Linked DNA regions of Mus musculus: all the other regions are linked to region 2. Evidence: chromatin loops called from intact Hi-C (ENCODE). Cell type or tissue: heart. All regions are shown on one strand. Links, peaks and the distances in the headings refer to the core of each region. The heading gives the core; the rest is flanking DNA. Region 1 holds the start of Chst11 (carbohydrate sulfotransferase 11). Region 2 overlaps Chst11 (carbohydrate sulfotransferase 11). Region 3 overlaps Chst11 (carbohydrate sulfotransferase 11).

Region 1 (8,033 bases), core at 2,090-7,089, 110 kb before region 2:
TCTCCTGGTGCTGCGGGCAAATGGTTTTAAATTCAGCTCCACAAATATTGACTGTGTTCAGGCTAACTGAGTGTACCTTGTTTCCAGAGGTGTTGCAGAGATGCAAATGGGGAAAAAATGATCCTTGGAGGAGCCAGTGGAGGCCCCCCGGTCCATGTTGGTAGGAGACACATTCACCGTCTTCCTGGACGATGCTGAAGGGCTCTCTGTCTTCTTTGTACTCTGGGTCCATTTCTCACTCCAACAAAGTGCAGAAAGGGGCATCATGCCAATTTTAAAAGATCGTAACAGGACAGTACATTGTGGGCAGAATCCACAGGCATGAGCCTGAGCTCAGCCCGTTGGGACTGGAGGGACTGGAGGGACTGGAGGGACTGGAGGGACTGGAGGGACTGGAGGGACTGGAGGGACTGGAGGGACTGGGTATACACCTTGTCTGTTTGCTGCTCACAAAAGGTGCCACCTGGAGCTATGGATTTTTGCATTTATTTCATTCTTTTAAAAATCAATTTAACAAGGGCCGTGGCATATGTAGGACTTTCTGCTCCATCAGCTCCCCTTCTCCCAGGCCATGCTAGACTTTCAATCCTGCAAGTGCATTTTTGTTTTTGGAAAGTGTTCAAGGCAGGTCCCAGCACAGTACTGAGCTCAGTGCCATCCCTAACAATACCCCCCCCCCCACCCCAGGGCAAAGGGGGGTCTAGAGAAATGACAGAAACAAGATTTGAAGAGCCAGCCGAGTCAGTCGCAGGAAGGCGGCTCCCCACACATGTTCCACTTGTGGTTCATAGGAGAACCACACTTCCTGACCTAGGTGTGATTCCAGGCAGCCTTGTGACAGGTCCTGGCCAATAAATGAAGCTCAGAAACCCCATGTACCCCCTGAGGGCTAAGATGACTTAGTTATTTAGTGAGATGTTCCCTGTTCTCAAGCCTTGCAAAGGGCACCATTCTAGAACAACATCTTTCAGCCTTTGAGTTGCAACCCCTTTTGGGGCTGCTTTGGAATACCGGGAGACACAGATATTTACACTGCAATTCATACCGGTAGCAAAATTGTAATTATGAAGTTCCAACAAAAATAATTTTATGGTTGGGGATCACCACAACATGAGGAGCTGTATTTAAGGGCTGCAGCATTAGGAGGGGTGAGAATCTCTGTTCTAGTAATGCTGCTTCACCTCGTCTGCAAGACACATCCAAGGTACAGCCCTGCTGCCCATCGCAGTAGATAAACAGCAGCTGTTGGTGTAGCCCAAGTGCTTTAAGGCACCAAAAGTAGGGATTCTCTGTCATTGCCATAGAACCGTGCCTGTCTTAACAGATATGTTGGGAAAACAAAGCTGACTTATTTTATTTCGCTGGAGCAGAGACTGAACCCAGGACCTCATGCACGTTAGCCAAGAGCTCTACCACTGAGCTAAAGCCAAAGCCCAAAGCCTGGCTTTAGAAGCAGTCGTCTTACTTTGGGTCATCACTGAAAAGATACAATCTTCTTTTTTTTCTCCACATCTTATCAGTTGATTGTCCTTTTTCTTGTCAATGTCAGTAAGGTAGCACAGGCAAAGGGGAAATAAGTTTTTGTTAGACCAGGGACAGAAAGAAAGTGGAGACTTCCTTTGCAGTTGGTAAGTTTACAGCTTGACATGGGACTAAGAATCAGAACCTCTCCACTGACTACAAGTATGCTGTGGACAGCAGGGTCATAGCCTGTTGCCATTGGCTATGACCGTACACCTGAGAGGGTTCTACCTTACCTTCCTAGTCTAAGAGATAAATACCTCGCCATTTGTGACTTCCACCCGCTGTGTGCCAGTTGTACTGGGTATCAGAGTGGGATGGAGGGAGAGGAAGTCACCTTGATCCTTCAGGAGAGTTCTGTCTATAGGGCACAGTGGCTGGAGGTGGGGTCGGATCTGGAGCACAGAGGAGGAAAGAGAAGCCCAGTGAGAAATTAGGGGATACTTCCTGGAAGACGTGGCAAGTCACTGGCACAGCCTCTTCCGATTCTGTATGTTGGGCCAACCCAGATTTTGAGGATGCAAGCATGGATACCTGGCAAGGCTCTCCGTCCTTCTCCGGCACATGGTTCAACTCAATCTTCCAAAACCCCCAAAGACTCACATTTCTCACGTCTTCCTTGGGTGTGTGACTACCCAAACTGGCTTATTATGAATGTCCAGGCTCAACAGTGTGGTTTTCTGCCTTGGGCAGAAAGATGATGGAATGAAAGGCATGCAAATCCCTCTTCATCGTGCTTTGGTTAAAGAAGATAATGGCACGCCTGTAATGAGCAGCCCTGCAGGCCCTCTGGGGGATATGCCCCTACAAGGGGTCCATCCTCCCACCCAGTGCACTAGGAGGAGACTATACAGCAGTGCCTACTCACATCATGTGGGGACTCCCTGGGGAGTGGCTTGTATTGGAGCATGTATATCTCGGCCACCTCAGCAAGCAACTCATTCATAAAGGAGCAGCAAAATAATACTGGCTACATAAATATCTCCCTGTAATTGACTCTTGTCTGAATCACAGGAAGCCTGCGGACTTTCTCTGCTGAAGGGAAAACTTCAGGAGAAGGAAGAGGAGGTTTGGAGGCGTTTCTGGATACATGTATCAGAAAGCAACTTGTGAGTCTGTCAAATGTGAGGGGAGGATAAGGCCCATTACATTCAGATTCGACAAGAATTTATCAGTGCCCCTGTGAAGAGACACATTCAAAGGTACAATGTCTTATGGAATCCAGCATTCTGTAAATGCATTTAATGGTAAAGTAGAAAGGTCAGGCTTTACAATAACCCTGCTTTCCTGGCATAAAAGTGATCTCCTTATCATTGACCCGCGTCCACCTTATTGATCCTTGGCCACCCAAATGCATGGAGCTGAGCATTTAACAACATTTTACACAATGCAGGTAAGCAGCGCCATCTTTCTCTCTACCTGCCAAGGCTAAGCTGGCTTGGATCTCCCCCTCCCAGCCTCCACTCCCAACACTTTGTTGGACTTTTAGGGGCGTCTTTTCACATCCGTCCGACTGATTCTCATACACTTCGAATAAATTACAGAAAGCTGTACCTTTTGGTGAAACAGTTTTAAAAGCTACAAACCCGCTTTGCCCCGAGGGGTGCGGGTGAGGGCACGTGTCAGAAAGGCTAGCAGCGGCAGTCACCAGATCCTGGGATGCCGGAACAGTTTCCCTAACCTTGACTTTAAGTCCGCTCTCTTTAACCTCTTTGCAAAAGCAGCCCTCAAGCTGAGCTGTCCTTTGAAAGAAAAACGGAACTGCCCAGTTTTTGATCAGTATGAGAAGGGCATCCGCTCTTAGGGGAGCGTGGGGCAACTTCCCCTGCTAAACCGCCCAGGGATTGTAAATGGTCGCGTGTCAGCAGGGCTCCTGTTTGCCTCTGTCACCTAACCTGCTTCTCGCCACACCGGAGAACGGGTGGCAGCACTACAGCATCTTATTCATGGTTTTCCCCCATCCCGGTTGTGTCATGGAAACGTTCACGCAACCTCGAGACAGCGGCCCAGCTCCGCCCAGGGACTGAGGGCTTTTGGGACCCTGCGGGAGCGTGCTGCGCACTCCGGACTCCCCGGGAAACAGCTGGACGCGACCACGTCTCGGGTAGGGGCGGGGGGAGGCGACGCTCCGCCCCGGCGCGGCCCCGCCCTCCCCGCTCGCCGGCGCCCTCCCCTCGCCGGGGGCTGCGAGTTGCGTTTGGTAAAACCCAGCCCTGGAATATATAGATCACTGGAGCGCAATGAAGTAGCTTTTGGCGAGGGAGGGAGGGAGGGGGGCCTGGACAGTCACAGAGGCCAGTGCACGGCGGCGGCGGCACCTTCCTTCTCGCATCCCGGTCGCCCGGCCCGTGAGGAGGCAGCGGCGGCCGCAGGCGCCAGCAGAGGAGGCGGCGGAGCATCGAGCAGAGGCGAGGCGGACCGGCAGGAGCGCGCGGCCGGAGCCACGCATCCTCACACTTGCACACCAACTCCTGCGCCTTTCACCCTCTAGACCAGAGTCGGGGCCTCGGAGAGCCTCGGTGAAGCTAGCGGGAGCCAGCTCCGGAGCCCAGCCAGCTCTGTTCTGAGCCTCCCCGGTGCTGGTACCCCCGCGGCGGGGTCCCCGCTTCTGCGCTCGGGACGCGCCTCCCGGACAGCCGGGTCCCCGCGGCCAGGACAAAGCCATGAAGCCGGCGCTGCTGGAAGTGATGAGGATGAACAGAATTTGCCGGATGGTGCTGGCCACTTGCTTCGGATCCTTTATCTTGGTCATCTTCTATTTCCAAAGTATGTTGCACCCAGGTAGGGGGCGCGTTAGCGTGGTTTTGTTGGATATTTTCTCCTCTCTCGCTCTGCTTTCTGCTTCTTCCAACCTCACCTCTTCCCTTCGGCCTCTTCGGGGCTCTTTACTGCCGGGATCCGCGGGTCACGGAGTTGGGATGGGAAGAGAAGGTGCGCTTCCTCTTCCTCCCATCTCCAGGCTAGAGGTTGAGACTGCAAGGAGAGACAGCGGCGCGTGTTGTTGCCTCCTTTTTCTTTTCTTTTCTTTTCTTTTTTTCTTTGTGTCTTGTCTATTGGCTAGGTGGCATAGAAAGGTAGGGCTTGTTGGAAGCTGCCCGGGTTGATGGGAAGACTACAAAACTCTGTCCGGGTTGCTGCTGAGGGCTGAGGTGAAGCAGGCGCTGGCAGCCGGCTGTTCTGCGCCAGGCAGCGCTGCCTCTTCCTGGTTGGGGACCCCCGGGCGAGTGGTGCACGCCCCGGCTGGGTAGTGAGTCCCTGCAGCCGCCTGGGAAGCCCCAAGCCCAGCTACCACGTGTTCCAAGCTCAGCAGCAGAGCAGGTGTGGGGACAGAGTGGGTAGGTTCCCTGCTCTTCTCTCCATCGGGGGAGATATTTTGCGAAAACACCCCAGGGTCCAGCACGGTGGTGACTTTGCAGCTGTTGCTCCTGGGCCTGGTCTACCATCTCCTGGCCCCAGACCCCCCAGCTAGGAACTCCAGAGCCTTTGGGCTGCACTTTGACCATCAAAGCTCTTGGAGATACTTTGTGCAGTTTCATCCCTTCTTCTTGGGTTCTGAGCATTTAGAGACTTCTGCAGCACAGGAACGAATCCTTCCTCACGTCTTCTCTGGCTTAGGCTAAATACCAAGTCTCCTATCAGGATAGGCAGGGCCTAGGCACCCCTCATCCCGGGGGTCCAGAAGGAAAGTTTGGTGCTAGAGAAGAGAGGGGCGCCCTGGAGTGCTCTGGCCGGGCTGTGCTGCATGGTTTAGAAGCCCAACAGGTAGGACTTTCTAAGACGGTTCTGTATGTGGCCACCCAGCCTTAGACTTGGGAACCCCTTTCCCCATTTCTTCTGGATCAATAGACCTGTACTGGGTCACCTTGACATATTTTGACTCCTCAGAGTCGCTACAATAATCATTTCCTTTCCTAATAGCAGGGAGGAAGGGGGTGGGGTGGAAACACGTATCTTTCCAGGGAAATAAGGCTGTTTTTTTTTTTTTTTTTTTTTTTTTTTTTTTTTTTTGCCTCCCGCCTTCTTTACGTGTATAGCTAACACTTTCAGTAGACTCAGCCGCGAATTCATCAAGCCAGACAGAGCCGTAAAGCTGTTCCTTGCATCAAACAGGCAGGGATTCCTTGACAGCGCAGGGACAGACTGGCCTCTCTTCCTTTTGGGGCTCACAACAGTTGTTAAGGAGGTCTGGCTGCCAAGAATATGGTCTTGTGCTACCCGGACACCCCAGCCAGTCCTGGTAAAAGATGGCTTTTGTTTGCAGCTCATATTTTTAGTCTAATGTCAGCAAACTCCTTACTCAAACCTGTGGTTGTGAAACTTGTGAGAGAATTTAAAAATGGACTTTGCTGGCATTCTGGGTTGCAAGAGGGTGGGACCAGACACACGGGCATCTCAAGAGTGCCAAGCTCCAGGGGCCACCCAGAACCAAGCCAGAGGGCTAGAGGACAGGCTGGTATGCAGATATAATGAAGCTAATGCTGTTTAAACAAAGGGCCCAGTGATTTGGTCTAGACTTCAGAGCTGTGTTCAGGCCTATTCAAGTTTTGCTGGGATGGTGCGTGCCCGGTAATTCTCAGCAGAAGTGCTTAGACCAGGAGTGTATGGAAGGAATGTACGTGAACCTCTGTGCACCTGTAAGTTGTCCATCAGAATTCCCTTAGCATGAATCCTGTGGTGAACTACGAAATAAGCTTTACTCAAGACACGGAGGAAAAAACTCACAACCTGTAGCCAGGGCCTTGCGTTTCCAGCTTTCTAATCATCAGAATTTAACTTATCAATTGACTTGGAAGTGGCTGTAGGGTTTTTTTTTTTCAGTGTAGCCTTCTGGAACTTTTAGCCTTGTCCAAGCCTGTGGGTCACTGAATACTGTCTTTGATCCTGCTGGGCCCTTCCCTTCCTGGTCTCCTTTCTTTTCACTAAATGACATTTGTTTATAATTCATATCACCAGGAGCCTGCTTTTGCTGAGCCCTCTTTTAGTGCCAGGCAAATGCAACTTTCAAGACATCGACCTGGATACGAACCTACAGACGTTTGATTGAAAGTTCTTACTTGAAATTATACATAGTGCCGCAGAACTCCCTGTCAGTACTAGTAATATGGGCATAAATTTATGATTTGGAAACAGTGTTGTTTTTTTTTTATCTCTTGTTTTTTTTCATTTTGTTAATATCTATGGTTGATAGTTGAGATCAAATCGTTTTTTTTTTCTGCTTTGAATTTTTAAAAAAAGATTCTAAGAGAAGATTTATTTTAAATTACTCCCTCCCTTGCGTGTGTGTGTGTGTGTGTGTGTGTGTGTGTGTGTGTGTGTGTGTGTGTGTGCAGTGCCCATGGAGGTCAGAGAGTGTGTTGGATCCTCTGGAACTGGAGTTACAGATGGCTGGGAGCCACCTCTGTGTGAGTGCTGGGAATTGAACCAGGGTCCTGTGGGAGAGCAGTGTCCTTGACTTCGAGTTGTTTCTCTGACCCCTTAAGAATTTTTATTTTTATGTGTGGGGGTGGGGTGGAACCTACATGTGTGTGCATGTTATATGTGTGCAGGTGCCTACAGAGGCCAGAAGAGGGTTTGAACACCCTAGCGCTGGAGTTAAAGGTTGTTATGAGCCACCAAATGTGGGTGCTGGGAGCCAAACCTTGGTCTTCAGCAATAGCAGCAAACTCTCCTACCTGGAGAACCTGCTCTCGCACACCCCCACCCCCCCTTGAATTTTAAAGTGACGAGTCTGTGAAGTCCCCTGGTTACAGTCAGTCTTTTTACCTGGGGAATCTCTCGGATCAGATCTGAAGCCCTCTGGCAAGGGTTCTCTGGATTCCTGTCTGTGAGATAGAAAAGCAGTTCCGTGAAGGAGATGAACTCTTAAGTTTCCTTGCTGGCTGGAGGGTATGCGGGAGGGAAAAAAATGAAACAAAACAAAAAACAAAAAACAAACAAAAACCAAAAAACAAACAAACAACCCCACAAACTCTGCCTAGCTCTTAGGCTGGCAAATGCCTCCTGACATTCTAGTCTGAAGTCCACTGTCTTTTGTATTTTTCTAGCTCATAAGCTTGGGTAATTGCGAACTTGAGTAATTGGCCATCCGTTACACCACTTAGAGTTTAGTAGGAGTGGGCTATGGTCAGTTAGGCAGTTTTCTTTTGAAACCCTCAACCTCCTGAGTTAATAATCTTCATGAAGTTCTTTTATTTATTTATTTATTTTTATTTATTTATATCTTTTTTGGTCAGGAACAGGGTTTTAGGCTTCTCTCTAGTCTGGGTGTTTTATACAGGGCCTAACACATAGAGGCCTTTCCATAAACTATTTGCTAGCTGAATGGATGAAGTAGTTGACCCTTGTCTCTAGCTCCAGGAAGCTCTAGTTCAGGGCTGGTCAGCAGCAGCAGCTGGCTTCTCCCTCCAGCTCTGCTGCAGGGCGTGCCTGGGCATTCTCAGACTCCTAGTTCTCTGGTGACTGGACCCAGTTTAAACTTGTTAATATCGGGGCTGACTGCACGGCTCCCGAGG
Region 2 (8,033 bases), core at 1,512-6,511:
CAGCTGGCAGTTTCCTTTCTTCAGAGTCTGGTGTCCGGCCAAGGCAGGAGAGGACTTTATGTCCTGGCTTGGAGCTAGGTTAAGCAGAAGTCACCTCTAAGAACTCTGCTGTTGGATGGTGGTTCTCGCTCCTTAGAGGTGTCCATCCAGCTGAAAATATTACACTGATAGATGCTACCGTGGTGGAGGGCTGGAAGGAGTCTGTGGTTACGTTCCTCACCCAGACCTGGGTGGCGTTTTCTGCAGTGCTCAGCACATTTTGCTGGTCCTATGGGTTCTTAAAGAATAAACAGAAAAAAAGGTCCCAGAAGAGAGAGAGCAGGAAAGGTGAGAGAAGATGTAGTGTTAGCACCCCTCCCCCCAAGTCCTGTGCACAGTGGGGACTCTTAAGAGGAAGAGGCCTTTGAAGACACATAAGATGCTAGGAGAGACTAGCATTGCAGAGGACAAGAGCAAACAGCAGGTGCTGGAGCCTGGTTGGAAGGGACAGGAAAAGCCTTTAGTCCCAGGGAGATTGGGTCATAGTGTTCATCTTGAGAGAGAGGAAGTGGAGGTAGGTGGGCATCGGGGTCGCAGGGAGACCCTCAATTCATGAAGCAGGTGTACCTCTGACTCAGCTGCTTGTTGAGTGGAAGGGCTTCTCTACAGCTGGAGCCCCCCAACATTTGGCCTCAGCACCACTGTCTGTAAAGTGAAGGCATTGTGTTAAACCAGTGGCTCTCAGTTTTGACCACGCATGAGATGTGAAGAACTGCCTGGAGCCTAGGTCTTTCCCCAGCGGGGGCTGACTTTATCCAGTCTAGGACTTTGCCAGCATGTCCGAGGTTATTGTTCTGGGCTTCCGAGTTCAGCAGCACAGGGCTGAAGGGTCCTCTAGGGCCTTCAGTTACAGACACTTTTGAGTCTAAAGAATAGGCCATCTTGTGTTCTTGTTTTAACAATACACTCAGGCTTGAAGTCTTTCCATATGGAGGCAAATGTTGTCCTAAGGATAAGAGGGTCCCTGCTTTCTGCAGCTACCCACAGAAACTGTGCCCCAGATAACACATTGGGACAAGTTCCCCCTTGAAAGGAATACCCCAGCCTGTCCTTTAGTAAGCGAAGGGGAAGGACCAGACATCAGATGAGGTTTCCAGAGATCAGTTGCATCTTCCAAATAATCAGGAAGGGGGAGGCTGTCTGCTTCAGCAGTTTGCTGTTTGCAGAGAATGTTGGGGGTGGTACCTGCCTAGGAAGGCCAGAAAGGGCAGCCATTGTTCAGCCCTAACTCTGCTGCATTAATCTCTTCATTAGCAGCCACCTGGTAAATGATGAGCCTGTCTCATTATCTTGCTTTGACCCAACAGCTGTCCACCAGCCAAAGAGGGATTGATTTAGTTGTAGACTGGCTCCTTCTGCAGGGCTATTACCGATAGTTGGCCCAGCAGAATGGCAGCTGGCTAGCAAAGACGAAATATTACATTAACCTGTCCCTACCTATAGCAGTCTCTTGAGTGCTACATTATTCATGGCAAATGACATTAGGCCAGCGAGGATCTCTACAAAGCCAGGGACAGTGGGCTGTCTTTTTTTTTTTTTTTTTTTTTTTGCCATGGTTAGCAGCTCTATTATATTCAAGCAAAAAGCTACCCGGTCACATATCCAATCAAGCTAGGACAGGTGGAGACCTGGAGGGAGATGCAATTCAGGTCATAGGAGAAGATTGGATGCTTGAAAGAACTGAGGGATGCTAACCCAGGTATATGACCTGCGGCCATTACCGGACCTCCTCCACAAACCTGGGCTTCCTCATCTGTAGAGAATTAGAGGAAAATGCCTGTCATGCAGGTTTCTGCAAGTCAAAGACCTCACATTCCAAAGGCTCATTCAGTTAAAGGCTTGCCTCACAAGTAGGAGGGTCTGAGTTCACTCTCCCCCCCCCCCCAACTCGGTAGAAGGTGGAGCACAGCAGCGCACACCTGCACTCAGAACTCAGGGTGCACAGACGGGCATCTCTGGGGCTTCCTGCCTCTGAGGACACTCAAATCAGGACAGAGTTAGGAGTCACTCACTAAGCGCACAGTCTGTTTTGATTTATGTCGCATCTCAGGCTTTTTTTCGAGCTAGAGACACCCATTTCCAAGACCACGAATGCCTCTGTCTCCGTGAACAGTCTATGTACAAACACGTCCACTGCACACAGGTCCTAGACAGTGAGCAGACACAGAGGCGTAGTTTGAAAAGCTCCTGTAGGTGTGTCTGCCACAAGCCCCCTCTGTGATCACCTTGGGAATGGGGGAGTTAACGAAGCCCCTCCCTCTTGAGGTGGTGCGTGCTACCTGTGAGTTGGTGGCTAACTCTTGCTGCCTCTGTAGGCCATTGTTCTGTTTCAGACACAGAAGATTCAGGAACGCCCCCTTCTTTGACACGATCTATGGAAATATGGCGAGGAAGTGATTGGAACTACTGGGATTTTTCTGTGGCTCTCTGTGCGAACAGAACCTGACATATTTCCAGTAGGAGAAGCAGCGTTGGGATGGCGGAGTGACCTCAGCCATTGCCAAACGGTAACACAGCTGGACAAGCTGCCATTTACCAAGAGTTATTTCCTGAATTACCCTCAATTAGGAGAGGCCTCTTCATCATTTGATTTTTCTGTAAATTGCACAACGCGGGCAGCTTCTGGGCCAATTGGAATTTGACCTCAGATGGAGGCCAAGTGTACCAGAGCCTGGCTTCTTGTCAAGCTCTGTGGGTGCTGCTCTGTATGTGTGTGTGGCGGGGAATGAGGGAATGAGGGGAGGGGTCTCGTCCTCCCTGGACGCACCCTGGGCACTGGAGGTCTCAGGCAAGCGGCTACATGTTTCTCAACACTGGAGAGTTTGCTTATAAAATAGGAATGAAAAAAAACATGCAAAGGTTTTAGCTTTTTCAGACTTACGTTTGAAAACATACAGAGTTCTGGGCACCTGGCAGGCAGGCCAGGCTTGTTTGCGTGATGTGCTATTGCTGCTGCTGCTGCTGCTGCTGCTGCTGCTGCTGCTGCTGCTGCTGCTCCTGCTGCTGCTGCTGCTGCTCCTGCTGCTCATTCAGAAGCGCCCTCCATTGGGAAACACTTCCTGCTTTTCTTCCTCTGGAGATTTTTCTGTTAGCCTAGAGCTACAAAGCAAACAGGTGAAATACATTTTAATCAGATGTTTTATCCAGCCCAAGGCTCTCAAAATATCATTTCTACCTGTCATTGGTAAAAAAACAAACAAACAAACAAAAAACCAAAGGGAGTCTGTGTTCTGATTTCCTTACGCTGTCTGGAATCAATTTTGTGTACTGGACCATGTGGCCATTGAAGTGACATCACTGTCATTGCTTACTGGTGTGTCCCTGGGTCATTTGCACTGGCTTCTTGAGGTAAAGAGCCCTCTAGAGGAAAGGGACTGTGTCTTGTGTGTCTGGAACCTAGCTGGCTTCCTAGCTAGGCATTGGCAGGGACTCTTCAGTGTGCATTGAATTAGGTACCTTTCTCATTTATTCTAATAATTTAGGAGATACTGCCTATCAAGCGGCCACCGAAGGCATGGTGGCTGGAGGTACCACTGGCTCATAACATCTGGGTGTCAGACAGAAAGCGGGGATAGTTTGGCTGGAAACCCTGCCAGACTGCACTTCGAGACCTGTCTTCTGAAAACTACTCGCTTCCTCCAGTGAGGCCCCATCTCTTAAAACTCCCACAGACACCCCACCCCCCAAAATAGTACCACCAGCTGGGAACCAAGTACCCAAATTCAGGAGCCTACTGTGGACATTTCACATTCAAAATCTAATATGAGGTATTGAGGTTCTGAACACAGCTGCTTTTTCCTGGGTCCTGTGAGCTCAGCATGTGACCAGACACATGTGTCTTAGTTAGGGTCACTATTGCTATGATGAGACGCCATAACCAAAGCAACTTGGGGAGGAAGGGGTTTATTCAGCTTATGCTTCCATATCACAGTTCATCATCAAAGGAAATCAGGACAGAAAATCAAGCAGAGCAGGAACCTAGAGGCAGGAGCTGATGCAGAGGCCATGGAGGGCACTGCTAACTGCCTTGCTTCCCATGGCTTGCTCAGCCTGCTTTCTTACAGAACCCAGGACCACCAGGAACAAAGGCTGGTCCCTCCAGCATCAATCGCTAATTAAGAAAATGCCCTACAGGCTTGCCTATGGCTGGGTCTTAGAGAGGCAGTTTCTCATTTGAGGCTCCCCTTCCCTGACAACTCTAGCTTGTGTCAAATTGATATAAAACTAGCCAGGGCTCTGGGGTTCAGGGAAGAAGAGTCCCTCTGCACTGGGGCTGGGGCCTGTGCATGACCCTCTAAGAGCCTAAGTGCAGGCTGGAAAAGAATGAGTACCTGGGGTGTGACAGCCCTCGCTGTGCCCTTCCTACCAGCCACCCAGCCACGATGACAGGTCTTCCACAGCACAGTTTAACTGAAGGTGAGGGCATTGGAGCCCAGGTTCTAACTCCATCGGGCTCTAACTCTTCCTGTCACTGGCAGGACCAGACCACCTGAGAGGGAATTCAGGATCTCGGGGGCGGTGCCGGGGCCGGGGCTTTGATTTCCTCATCTGGAAACCGGAAATGAATTACTTAACCTCAGTTAACCACACTGTGTCACACAGCAGTTAAGACTTGGTAAAGCCAGATGCCCCTGGTAAGGGAATTCGGGGTACTCTTTTTAATCTCCCTGAGCCCCAGTTTCTTAATCTGTAAAGTGTGTGTGTGTGTCTCTGTGTGTGTGTGTTAGGGGTGCTGTCAGTTTCTAGATCTCTGAGTTGTTCCAAAATGGAATGAGCTGATTTCTTTGAAGTCCTCAGAACAATAGCATAACATACAGCCAAGTTTAGCAGCCAGTATTTTTTTTTTAACTTTAAAGTCTTCCCATAGGGTCCTCAGAATACCTCTGTCCCCAGTGGGTGGATTCAGGGAAAAAAATGGGAGAGGGAGCCTACAAGTACAGTCCCCCTTCCTGGCTTGGCTAACTCTCCCTCAGACTCACACAGGCACTTTGTTGAGCTAGACTGAGCACTCCCAAGCCAAGAGTGTGTTTGCGGAGGCTAGAGACAATGTCTGACTCAGGGAAGTTGCAGGAAGCTAGCACTTCTATGGGTTTGGAACTTTTTTTTGTTTCCTAAAATAAAAATAAAAATGTTAGGCAGCTGTTTTTAGATGTTCCTTTTTTGAGCATTCCCGGCCCAGACATAGTAACCATGTGTAAGTTTCTTTTTGGTTCATGTTCCTTGCCCACAAGGGCCTATTTCCGTGTTCTGCTTGTTCTTCAGATGTCAATGGAGGTGGTTTGGCAGCCATCTTCCATTCTGGTAAAGCCCTACCAGTACTGGTGTTGGCAGAGTGGTGCTGATGGAGAGTTCTGGGTCTGTCCCCTCATTAACAGGAGGGACCTGCCAGTGAGAGCAAGCCCGAGCAGGCTGCAGGCAGGCCAGGCCTTGAGCTGTCCATCCAGAGAGGGTCTGTGGCCCTGGTTAGTAATGGGTTCACTGGGCTTCTGTTGGTGAGAGCGCTGGCTCTGTATAAGCTGTGCATAGTTGCTAGCTGAGCGAATGAGCGGCAAGGCTAACTCACACAGACAAGGCACAAAGCCCTGGGTTTGCTTCCCAATTCTGCAGGAACGACAGCATGGTGGTACAGACTTGTAATCGCAGCCCTTGGGAGGGGAAAGCAAAGGGTTCAGAAATGGAAAGTTATCATTGTGGAACCTGAGGCCAGCCTAGGCTACAGGAGACCCCGTGTCTAAACAAACAAGGTCCAGGGAGACGCTTGGTTGGGCAGTGTTTGCCACACAAGCATGAGGGACCTGAATTCAGATCCCTATCACATTGATTTTAAGAAGGGGGTTAAAAAGAAAGCTGGCGTTTCGTGTGTCTTGTGGTGTCGTAGGTGTGGGGTTTGGTGTGGTGCCCTGTGTTGCAATCCCAGCATCGGGGAGGTAGGCAAACAAGGATTCCCGCACCTCACTGGCCTGTAGTCCTACAGAATCTGTGAGCTTCAGGTTCGATGAAAGCCCTGAGGCTAAATAAGGTAAAGAATTCCAGAGGAAGGTACCTGATAGCAACCACCAGACACACACACACACACACACACACACACACACACACACACACACCATAAACCAAACAGAACGTCCATTTGTTCCTCTGGAGAGAAAAGTGAAACACAGAGACCCATGGGTTTTGTCAATGGGACATTTCTAGTTTCTCCTTCAACAGCAACCAGAAAGACGGTTGAGAAGGAACCTAGTTCACCCACTGCGTAGGGACAATGTGAATGGAAAGACCCCTCCCTCTCTTACTACAGCGCGAGCTCAGCCATGCACTCAGCAGGCAGCTCGGCAGTTCTGTGATTGACGTTCTCAAGGCCCCGTATTCCCGGGCTGATGGGCTTGCTTGCAGATCACGTCCTGATTTGTAGGGAAGTTGCATGCTAGAAAAACGAGGAGACTTAAAGGCTGTCTTGAGACTTGTCCTTCAAAGGTACAGCCTAGCCCCCCACCCCCAACTGTACCCGCGTCCCCCTCGGTCTCCTACTGGCCACGCTTGTGATTTGCATCCCCTGAATGGTACCTCTCGGTTCAGAAACCCAGTTGCATCTCTCTGAGATTGCTTTCCTGTGACAGGGATAAATGAGCCAGTGTTTGAGACCGGGTGACTCTTTGAGGCACTGGGGAGTTCACAAGCGGCTGATACCTAATTATTCCTGGTCTTGGGGGAAGCAGCCTGAAAGAGAAGCTAAGATGGCAGAGAAGATCTAGGCCTTTCCTCCGGGAGTGGCCTCCCTCCTGTGTACCCTTAGCTCACCAGGGAATGGGCAGGAGCATCCTCTGAGAGCTGTGTAGTCAGTGAATGGCTCGCTCACCCTTTTCTTAATGAGGACCAGCTAGAGAAACAGAAAGCCCTTGTTTATTTACTTGCTTGCTCATTCATTCATTCATTCATTCATTCATTTTACTACATATAATAAAATGTCGTTTTTCCTCCTTGAGCAAGAAAATAGTTGTTTTGAGTTATGAGGGAAAATTGGCATGAAGAAAATCATAGCAGTGTGATTTTCTTTGTGCTAATAATAAGGTAGGGAGGGGCTGGGAATGTAGTCTCGTTGGTCGCGTGCTGGCCTAGCATGCACCAAATTTTGAGTTCAGTCCCCAGCGCTACATAAAATGGGGCATAGCATAGTACAAACCTGCCATCCCCAGACTTGGGAGGTGGAGGCAAAAGAATGAGAAGTTCAGGGCCACCCTTGGTCACATTGTGTGTTTGAGATAGCCTGGGTTATTTGAGATCCTACCTTAAAATAAACACACACACACACACACACACACACACTGCAGAAATTCAAGCTTGAGTTCTCTGAGCAGGGTGGGAAAGTTATCAGTGAGATCTCTGTCTGTCTGTCTGTCTGTCTGTCTGTCTGTCTGTCTGTCTGTCTTGGTTATGATGCTATAACTACAGCAGAGGGGAGCCCAGGATAAGCATCTTATTAAGATAAGGCCTTGCTGAAAGCAACACAGGCAAACTGCTGCCATTTGTCATCCAATTACTGCGCAGGTGTGGTCGAGCCAGCAGTTAAGAGAGCCCTGTCTCTATCAGGATCCCCTTCCGTTTTTTTGCCCGCTTGTCCAAATCCAACACAAACCTTGGAAAGCCCTTCACTCCTGACCTCAGGCTTTGCTCGGGGGATCCTGGACAAAAGCTACAGGACACAGACAACTGTCTGGGAGGCACCTTCATCCATGCTGAGGCAGAGGACCCTAGGGAGAATCAAAAGCTGAGCAGCCTTCAAGAACCCTGGGCTGCTTACGCCCTCAGGGAACGGGAGGCGGGCATGCGTGCCTTCCCTGACCTAGACGCCGGTCATTAGAACCCAAGGTCTGTGGCTGATGACTTTCCAAGCCTTGGTGGGCAGAATGCCCTCCCACATCACGGGAGTATACTGCTCACTGTGACTAAGGGGCAGCCACAAGGAGGAGTTTTAAGGTCAGGTTGTCCTGGACTCTCTA
Region 3 (8,033 bases), core at 1,583-6,582, 98 kb after region 2:
AAAGGTTTCTGTGTTCCTGGCTAAAGACATCCATTGGTGAAATGTGCTTGGAAATCCAAGTGTTTTCTACTGAGGAAAAAAAAATGTTGGAAAAGCTTTCTCCTGCATGCCTCTTGTGCTTAGCTAGAAAGGGGAGCTGCCAGCGTCCCAGCTCTGAGCCACTGTTCAAAGGTGCAGCTGTGTTTTAGGACTAGGTACAGGCAGAGTGATAAGGACATGCCTGCTTAGTGTACTCATTTATCGAGAAAGTTTAGACTATGAGCCACAGGGGTCCCTGCCTGCAGTCCCTATAGCCTCCCCCTGCCCCAGTGCCTTTCTCAGCTGGTCTGGGAATCAGGGCAGCCCATTGAGGGGGGCTCAGACAACCCTTTCTTCCTGGTTCTGGGAGTAAGGCTTTCTCTGCAGCCACAAGGAGAACATGGGAACCAGAAACTTCTCTTTGGTCAGCCCTTCTGAGCACACAGGTTTAGCCCATGCTCCAAGAATGCTCCTGAGCATTGTATAAGCCCCTAGGACTCTTAGCTCATGTGATAATGATTGCATTACTATCCTGCTTTAACTGACAAAACCACAGAGAATTTTGCTTGCTTTCCTACTCTCTTCCTCTGCCCAGGCCTCCTCCATACGTATACATACACACATGGGCATGTATACACACACATGCACAATAGACATGCACACACACATGCACACATGGGTATACATATACACACATGCACAATAGACATGCATATATACATATACATGCACACATTGATAGGCATACACACATGCACAGTAGACATGCACACATGGGTATACATAGACACACATGCACAGACATGCATACACACACATGCACACATAAATGTGCACACACACATACACAAATTGCCCAAGCCTGTGCACTCCTGGTACCCATGTCCCATCCTGGCCCACCTCTTTGTCAGCAGGACTGACTCCATCACTCCCTCAGGTTTTGCCCACCAGCACCCCCCAGCTTTCCCCCAGCAGAGCTAAACAGCCCCTCTGAATAGACAACAGGACCTTCTAGAAACAGCTGAACCCTTGGACAGCAGCAGGCAGATTTTGATCTGCTCTCATCAGGTACAAAAGGTGGTATCCGTATTCTCTTCTGAGCATGCTCAGTAAGCATATGGACATAGAATTTAACATCTCTGTGGAGTGTGTGTTTTTTACATATTTGTATGCAGTCGAGGAGGGCCTGTTGTAGAATTCTCTCCCTGTATCTTACTATACTGTTAAAGAAGCTGAATTCTATGTTGCCAACAGATGCGTGAAATGTTCCTCCAGGAAAAGCCATTCAAGCCTGATTATTTTTCTAAGTAACTTCAATTAAATTGAAGAAGAAAAAAAAAAAGCCAGAATCTGTTTTCTGTGTGTGGACTATTTTTGGTTCATTAATGAAAGACTGGGGAGTGCAGTGGGGTGGGCTGTGCCCTTCAGCCTGCAAGTGATCTGCTCATGTGTGTGAGTGTGGAGATGAGACTCTGCTAGTCATCCAGCCAGGGTGAAGCCCCCTTCCCCTCAGTGGCCAGGGTGGAGCTTGCTTGCCCCCAGTGGCCAGGTCCTCCTTGTTAAATGGGTGAATGGAAACTTTGCTTCATTCTGCTTTTCTCTAGAAGTCTCTGCGCACACTGGAAGATTCTCTGGCTAGTGTGGTCCTGCCTCTGTGTCAAGAGCGAGGAAATAAAGCCCCCCCCCCCCGTGGGTGGTGGCAGAGCCAATCCTCACAGCCTACACCCTGGCACTAGACCATGTCTCCCTCTGAGCAGATGTCCGTTCCTGCAACTAGGAAACCACAGAGCTGATCTGCAGACTCACCTCTGCTCCTCTCTGATGCGCCACATCACTTCCTGTGACTGGGACAACTTAAGGAATGAGCCTGTTCTGGCTCACGGTGTGAGAGATCCATAAGTCTTGGTGAGGAGGGTGTGGCAGTTGGTCACCTCGCATCCACAGCCAGGAGGCTTTCAAAGATGAAGGCTGGTGCTCAGCTCACTTTCTCCTTTTCATTCAGTTCAGAATCCCAGCCCAGGGCATGATGCTGCCCACAATGGCCGTATCATCTCAATTAACTCAGTCTGAAAACACCTCTCACATGCCGAGAGGTTTGTTCCCATGGTGACTCTAAATCTCCATCAAGTTGATAGTTAACACCACAGCTGGGCATTGTCTTGGTCTGCTTTCTGTTGTTGTAACATAATACTTGAGGTGGTTAAGTGATAAGCACATTTATTTGGTTCCTGATTCAGGTAATAGAATTGTGTAGAAAAAAAAGAGAGCTTTCGGGTCCATCGTGATATAACAGAAATGGGAAGAGAACGGCCACCTGGGGGGGGGGGGGATCCAGAAGGAAAGATGGACTCAGGAGCCAGCTTGAGAGTCCCCATTCCCTTTGATGGCTTTATTACCACCAGATACAGATCTTAAGGTACACGCTCATTTGCTATCCAAACCCCAGAATCTTCTAGCTTTGTTGCCAGGACACTTTTCCATGTTTTTATACACACACACACACACACACACACACACACACACACACACACACACAAAATCCCACTTGAAAGCTGTTTCTAAAACCCAAATCTCAGAAAAGCCACACAGAACAGCTATCAGTAAAACAAAAGGAAGGGATACTTGGCGGGCTGGCAAGCTCGGAATTCCAGCACTCACTGAGGCAGGAGGATTGCCCTGAACTGAACTTAAGCCTGAACAAAATGGTATTACATTGCTTAAAAAACTGTGTCTCTGTGTGTGTGTGTGTGTGAATATGTGTGTATGTGTGACTGTATGTATGTATGTGTGAGAGAGTATGTGTATGTGACTATGTATGTATGTGTGTGAGTGTATTTGAGACTATGTATATGTGAGTTATGTGTGTGAGTGTGTGTACTATGTGTGTATTGTGTGAGTGTATTGGTGTATGTGTATGAGTGTGAATATGTGTGTGTATGTGTGAGTGTGTATATGTGTGAGAGTGTGAGTATGTGAGTGTGTGTGTGAATGTATATATGTGTGTATGTGTATGAGTGTATGTATATATGTGTGTAAGTGTGTGAGTGTGTCCGTCAGAGATCAGCTTTGAGTATCATTCCTCAGATACTACCCACCTTGTATCTTGGACAGAGTCACTGGGCTCACCAGTTTCAGCTAGGCTGGCAGGCTAGCCAGCCCCAGAGCTGGGATTACGCGTGCACACTTCTGTGCCCTGGTTTTTGTTTTCTCACATGAGTGTTGAGGTCTAACTTTCATCCTCATCCCTGCTTAGCAAGCACTTGACTGAGTCCTCCTACTCAGCCCTTGATTCTGTTTTCAGACACACCATGTATGGTTCCTGATGAGTCCACTCATCTGGCTGTCTTTGCCACCAGCAGAAGAGCTCACACCATGCCCAGACCTCAGGGCTTAGTCACCTCAAAGGAGGCCCGCTAAGCAGACTGAATGTAACTTCGCCATCTAACCCAGCCCTGACCCTTCACGGCCACTGTGCAGGTCCATGGGATGCCGAGCAGACTAAGACCTTCCTGGCTTCATCTTGAGAGAAGTGCTGAATGGCTTGTTTGCAGCCAGTCAGTCAGTAGGAAATTCCGATGGTGTCACTGGCGCCCTCAACTGGACACTGCAGGAAGTGCAGCGACTGCGGCTTGTGTGGGCAAAGCCCTCCCTCCTGGCCTCGCCCCCAAGAGACAGGTACAGATGATTAGGGAAAAGGGCAAAGTGCCCCATCTTGAGAAGAGGTAGATTTTCCCAAAGTATGACTTTCCAACAGTCTTTTAATAAGAACATTTTATAATAGACACACAGATAAATAAAACAAAAAGGGTTTTTTTAAGAGAGGAAGAATTAAGCCGGGCGTGGTGGCGCACGCCTTTAATCCCAGCACTCGGGAGGCAGAGGCAGGAGGATTTCTGAGTTCGAGGCCAGCCTGGTGTACAAAGTGAGTTCCAGGACAGCCAGGGCTACACAGAGAAACCCTGTCTCGAAAAACAAAACCAAAAAAAAAAAAAAAAAAAAGAGGAAGAATTAGTTTATACCCAAATTCAAGTAAGAAATCAAAGTATATACTTCCTGTATGGTGTGCCAGGGAGACAAGGAGCATCTTCATTCAAAATATGGAAATAAAAAATAACCTCCGCATTAATGAACTGCTGCTGTTCCTCCTCCTCCTCCTCCTCCTCCTCCTCCTCCTTCTTGTTTGTTTTCTCCTGGAGCCCAGGGCTTGAGCTTGCTATGTATCAGAAGATAACCTTATGCTCCTGATCCTTCTACCTCCTCTTGCCCAGTTCCTGGAACTACCAGGCATACAGTCCACGGCTAAATTTAGAATTGAACCCAGGGATGAGGCGCATGCTGGCCAAGTGCTCTGCGGCCAGGCCACACCCACAGCTCTTCCGCAATATTTTTAAGGTGATAGTACATCATGGTGGAGAAAAGACAAAGGCTCAGGATCTTTCCCATTGGCATGAAGGAGCCGGGCCTAGTCAGGCCCTTTACCTTTTGGGTTAAGTCAGAAACAGCCACTGCCTGGAACCAAGCTGAAGACAGAAAGAACAAACTGTCCAATGCCAGAATGGGCTCTGGGTGTGGACCTTAAGGTCCCTGAAGAGCCACTCTGCCCTCGTCCCAAATGCCTCAAGGGATCTTAAAATGTTTGCTTTCAATGTGGCTTTTTCCAAATTATGTCTGTCTGTCTGTCTGTCTCTGTGAGTGTGTGTGTGTGTGTGTGTGCGCGCGCGCGCGCGCGCGCATGCGTGCATGTTGTGTTTGGATATAAGTGTGTGGGTGGATTTGGACACACGTGTATCACAGAGCACATGTGGAGGTCCGAGGTCTGCCTCAGGAGTCACCCTTGCCATCAACCTTGTCTTGGAAAGAGTCTCTCTTTGTTCACTGGTGCACACACCATGCTAGCTGTCACATGTGCTCTTAGAGCCTCGGGTCTCTGCCTGCCATCTTACCGTGGCTGCTCGGGAATTCCAGGCTCATGAGTGGCTCTGTGAGTCTCTGCCAACAATTGAATGGTGACGTAAGTATAGGAGAGTTTAGCTTGGAATCCCATTTGGTTTTGGGTTATGCATGCACATGCACGTGCTCGTGCACACACACACACACACACACACACACACACACACACACACACACACACTGCAACCTAGTTCACTTGCATATGCTATATATACTAACTCCTCTCCAAAATGCACCTAGCAACCTCAGGAGACCCTCCTCACCCCCCTCGCATCAGGTTCCAGGCGCTCACAGCCCTGAACAGTAGCACAGATTTTTGCCACTCCAGGTAACAAGCAAATTTAGTCACTTTCTATTCAAGTGTATTCCCAGTGTATCTATATACAAAGAACAGAAGGGATGATCTGGTCTGAACTGGTTTGGGTTACATGCACAGTAAAGCAGAAATGTATCCTCAAACCTTTTAGGGAGAAGCCCCTACTTAGCATCTTATGCCTATGCATACTTGGGTGTGCATAAGATAGAATGCATTATGGGAAGGGGCATGTGTAGTGGGGAAAATGAATATATGACCTAACCTGTCAATCAGAATAAAGAACCGCCCAAATTAACCCCCTTAGTAACCAGCCCCTCTCCTTAGCCCCAGAGAGTAACAGAGTTTGAGTTCTGTCACTCAGGTGGCCTGCTGTCAATTTTAACAGGACATCCCTCTATAATCTACACTCTGAATAAAGCTATCTTGCTTCTCTGCAAGTCTATGCGAATCCATCCCTTATTTTCAATTCTTTGCATTAGAGGCCAAGAATCTGGAAACACTTGGACAGGACTCCAGCTACCAGAGACATGGGGATCCAGACTCAGGCTGCCAGGCTCGCCGCCTGGCTCGTACTTCCCTCACTGAGATCCCAACCCCCAAATTATGTATTTTCTCCTTTGTTATTAAATTTTCTGTATTTACGTGTGTGACGGTTTGTGTGTGGATGTCAGAGCACAAGTGGAGGGAGTGGGTTCTCATTCTACCATGTGAGTTCTGGAGATGGAACTCATTAGGATTGGCCGCAAGCCCCCTGGCTCACTGAACCATCATGCCAGGCAGCAAGCTATGTGTTTTCATAAGAAAAGCTGGCCAAGAGGGAAGCAACCTTTATGCATTAGTGCATAATTTAGTATAAATCGTGCAGGGTGATCCGTGCTTTCCATAGAAACAAGTAAGGCGAAGGCATGGGCGCTTTCTTCAGATAAGAATTCAGATTAGGATAGTTAACAACTGCTACAACCCACTCATCCCAACAGCAAAAGAGAGGGGATTGACCCCAGATCTGGTGACCCCAGAGTTCACAGGTATTATGTGTCTTTAGTGAGCTGAGATTTAGAAGGAGGAGGAAGAGGAAGAAGGAGAAGAGGAGGAGGAGGAGGGAGAAGGAGAAAGAGGAAGAAGAGGAGGAGGGGAGAGCGGGAAGAAGAGGAAGAAGAGGAGGAAGAGGGGGAGGGGAGGAGGAGATCCGGGAAGAAACAGGAATAGTCGAACCTGAGCTATGGGGACAGAAGCTGGCCAGCAAGTTGACAGACATCGTCAACATGGGATAACATAAGAGAACCGGCAGAAAAAGGACAACATTCAGGCTAAAACAGACACAGAAAGCTGGGCCATCTTCCAAACAAAGGCCCAGCCTTCAAAAACTATCGGACTGGTCATTACCAGATGTAGACCAAGTATTCAGAAGGGCTAGACTTATATAAAGCCAATGACAAAGTGGAAGTCATGGGGTGGGGGTGGGGGTGGGGCATGTCCCAGGGACTGTTAAATGGCAGGGTGAGCTATAAGTATCTTGTGCTATTGGCCAGCAGCACCTGCAAAATATTCAGGGCAGCAGCTCAGGGGGAAGACACCATGTCCAAGTCACCTGTCCCACAGGAAAGTCACACTGTGAGCACTGTGGGGACAGCGCCATAGGATGAGTGGCCTTCCAAAACCAAGGTGAGAAAAAGGCCAGTGGGCAGTGGGAATGTCTTAGACACGCTTAGCCTTAGTTGCCCACGGTCTCCATGAACAGAGCTCGCTCTGGGTGGAGCTCCCTGTGGGTAGACCCAAGCCATTGTACACCCCTGTCCTCGGGCAGATCTGTGAGCAGCAGAGAGTCTGGGACGTCCCCAGCTTCCCTCCACCACCATTTCCAGGAGCTGGCATCTGTGCAGAGAGAATTGTTCACTCACTCAAAGGCAGGGCATCCACCAAGGTCAGACCCATTGCCAGGGGCAGAGAGCATGAAAGACTTAGACTCTTCATCAAGGACGAATGCAGACATCTTCCCAGATACTAGCACACACACCCCCAACCTTTTGATATTCAGACATAATGTTCTCATGTACGAAGTTCACACAGTAAGCCACACAATCAGATCACACACACACACACATACACACACACACACACATGGCAAAAAACTGGTAATGTTTTAGGTAAGTTTCTGATTCTGCATTAAGCTGCATTCAGAGTTGTCCTGACCCATGTGGGTCTATATTAAAGGATTGCTGATTTATACACAGACAAAATACTAAATTCTGCTTAGGAAAGACTGGCCCAAGGGGTGGAGGGAAGGTAAAGTGATTGGAGGAATGATCCTCAACCAAACGGGATCTGGGACCCCTACAGACCAATCCCCACAGCAAATAACTGCCTGGCACCCAGGGTCAGGAACAACCAGGCTGGGGGGCCTGAGTTCCTACAGTAATCAAGAACACAAGTAGATGGAACCCCCTGGTTCTCAGGATCTGAGAAGAAGGAGGGGCAGGGAGAGTTGCCATGTGACCACCTGGAAAGGTAGTGCCTGTGGATGGGAATTACAAGCAGGAACCAGCTGAGGGATGTGGGCTATGGAACTTGATGAGTGAAGACCAGCATTTGGGGCCATAAAGGAGAGGTTCTCGGACCTCACAAAGGATGCTCTGTGGGCCGTGGGTGCTAACGTTTACTGTTTCGGACACTATCCAGCCCCGCAGTGTTTTAAGTTCCATGGGACGATATGGACACATTCCCATTTGCTGGCTGGGAGTACGGATCGGAG

What was found. A loop is a pair of places that touch in the nucleus more often than their neighbours do. Peaks named below come from ENCODE experiments on the same cell type or tissue, not always from the same donor. Only the 100,000 strongest peaks of a DNase experiment are listed, where the experiment ranks them.
Region 1: a loop joins it to region 2, with 2.6 times the contacts of the local background. A loop is called at or near these places in 15 of 42 quality-filtered maps.
Region 3: a loop joins it to region 2, with 2.0 times the contacts of the local background. A loop is called at or near these places in 12 of 42 quality-filtered maps.

Annotation. Positions count from the first base shown.
Region 1 is chr10:82,981,681-82,989,713 of GRCm38, forward strand. Chst11 (carbohydrate sulfotransferase 11) reads left to right here and starts at 3,817. Exons shown (of 3, transcript NM_021439.2): 1 at 3,817-4,302. The coding sequence starts at 4,185. In heart, for the core only: a CTCF peak has its summit at 4,295; a DNase peak (open chromatin) is centred at 3,601; H3K4me3 peaks cover 3,394 bases; H3K27ac peaks cover 2,560 bases; H3K27me3 peaks cover 478 bases.
Region 2 is chr10:83,096,501-83,104,533 of GRCm38, forward strand. The region is part of intron 2 of Chst11 (carbohydrate sulfotransferase 11); the gene reads left to right. Among named protein-coding and RNA genes, the nearest start is that of Chst11, 120 kb to the left of the region's middle. In heart, for the core only: a CTCF peak has its summit at 3,395; DNase peaks (open chromatin) are centred at 4,577 and 5,019; H3K4me3 peaks cover 214 bases; H3K27ac peaks cover 198 bases.
Region 3 is chr10:83,194,541-83,202,573 of GRCm38, forward strand. It overlaps Chst11 (carbohydrate sulfotransferase 11), which reads left to right. Exons shown (of 3, transcript NM_021439.2): 3 at 1-1,360. Among named protein-coding and RNA genes, the nearest start is that of Slc41a2, 140 kb to the right of the region's middle. In heart, for the core only: a CTCF peak has its summit at 3,630 (motif pointing left); a DNase peak (open chromatin) is centred at 3,611; H3K27ac peaks cover 700 bases.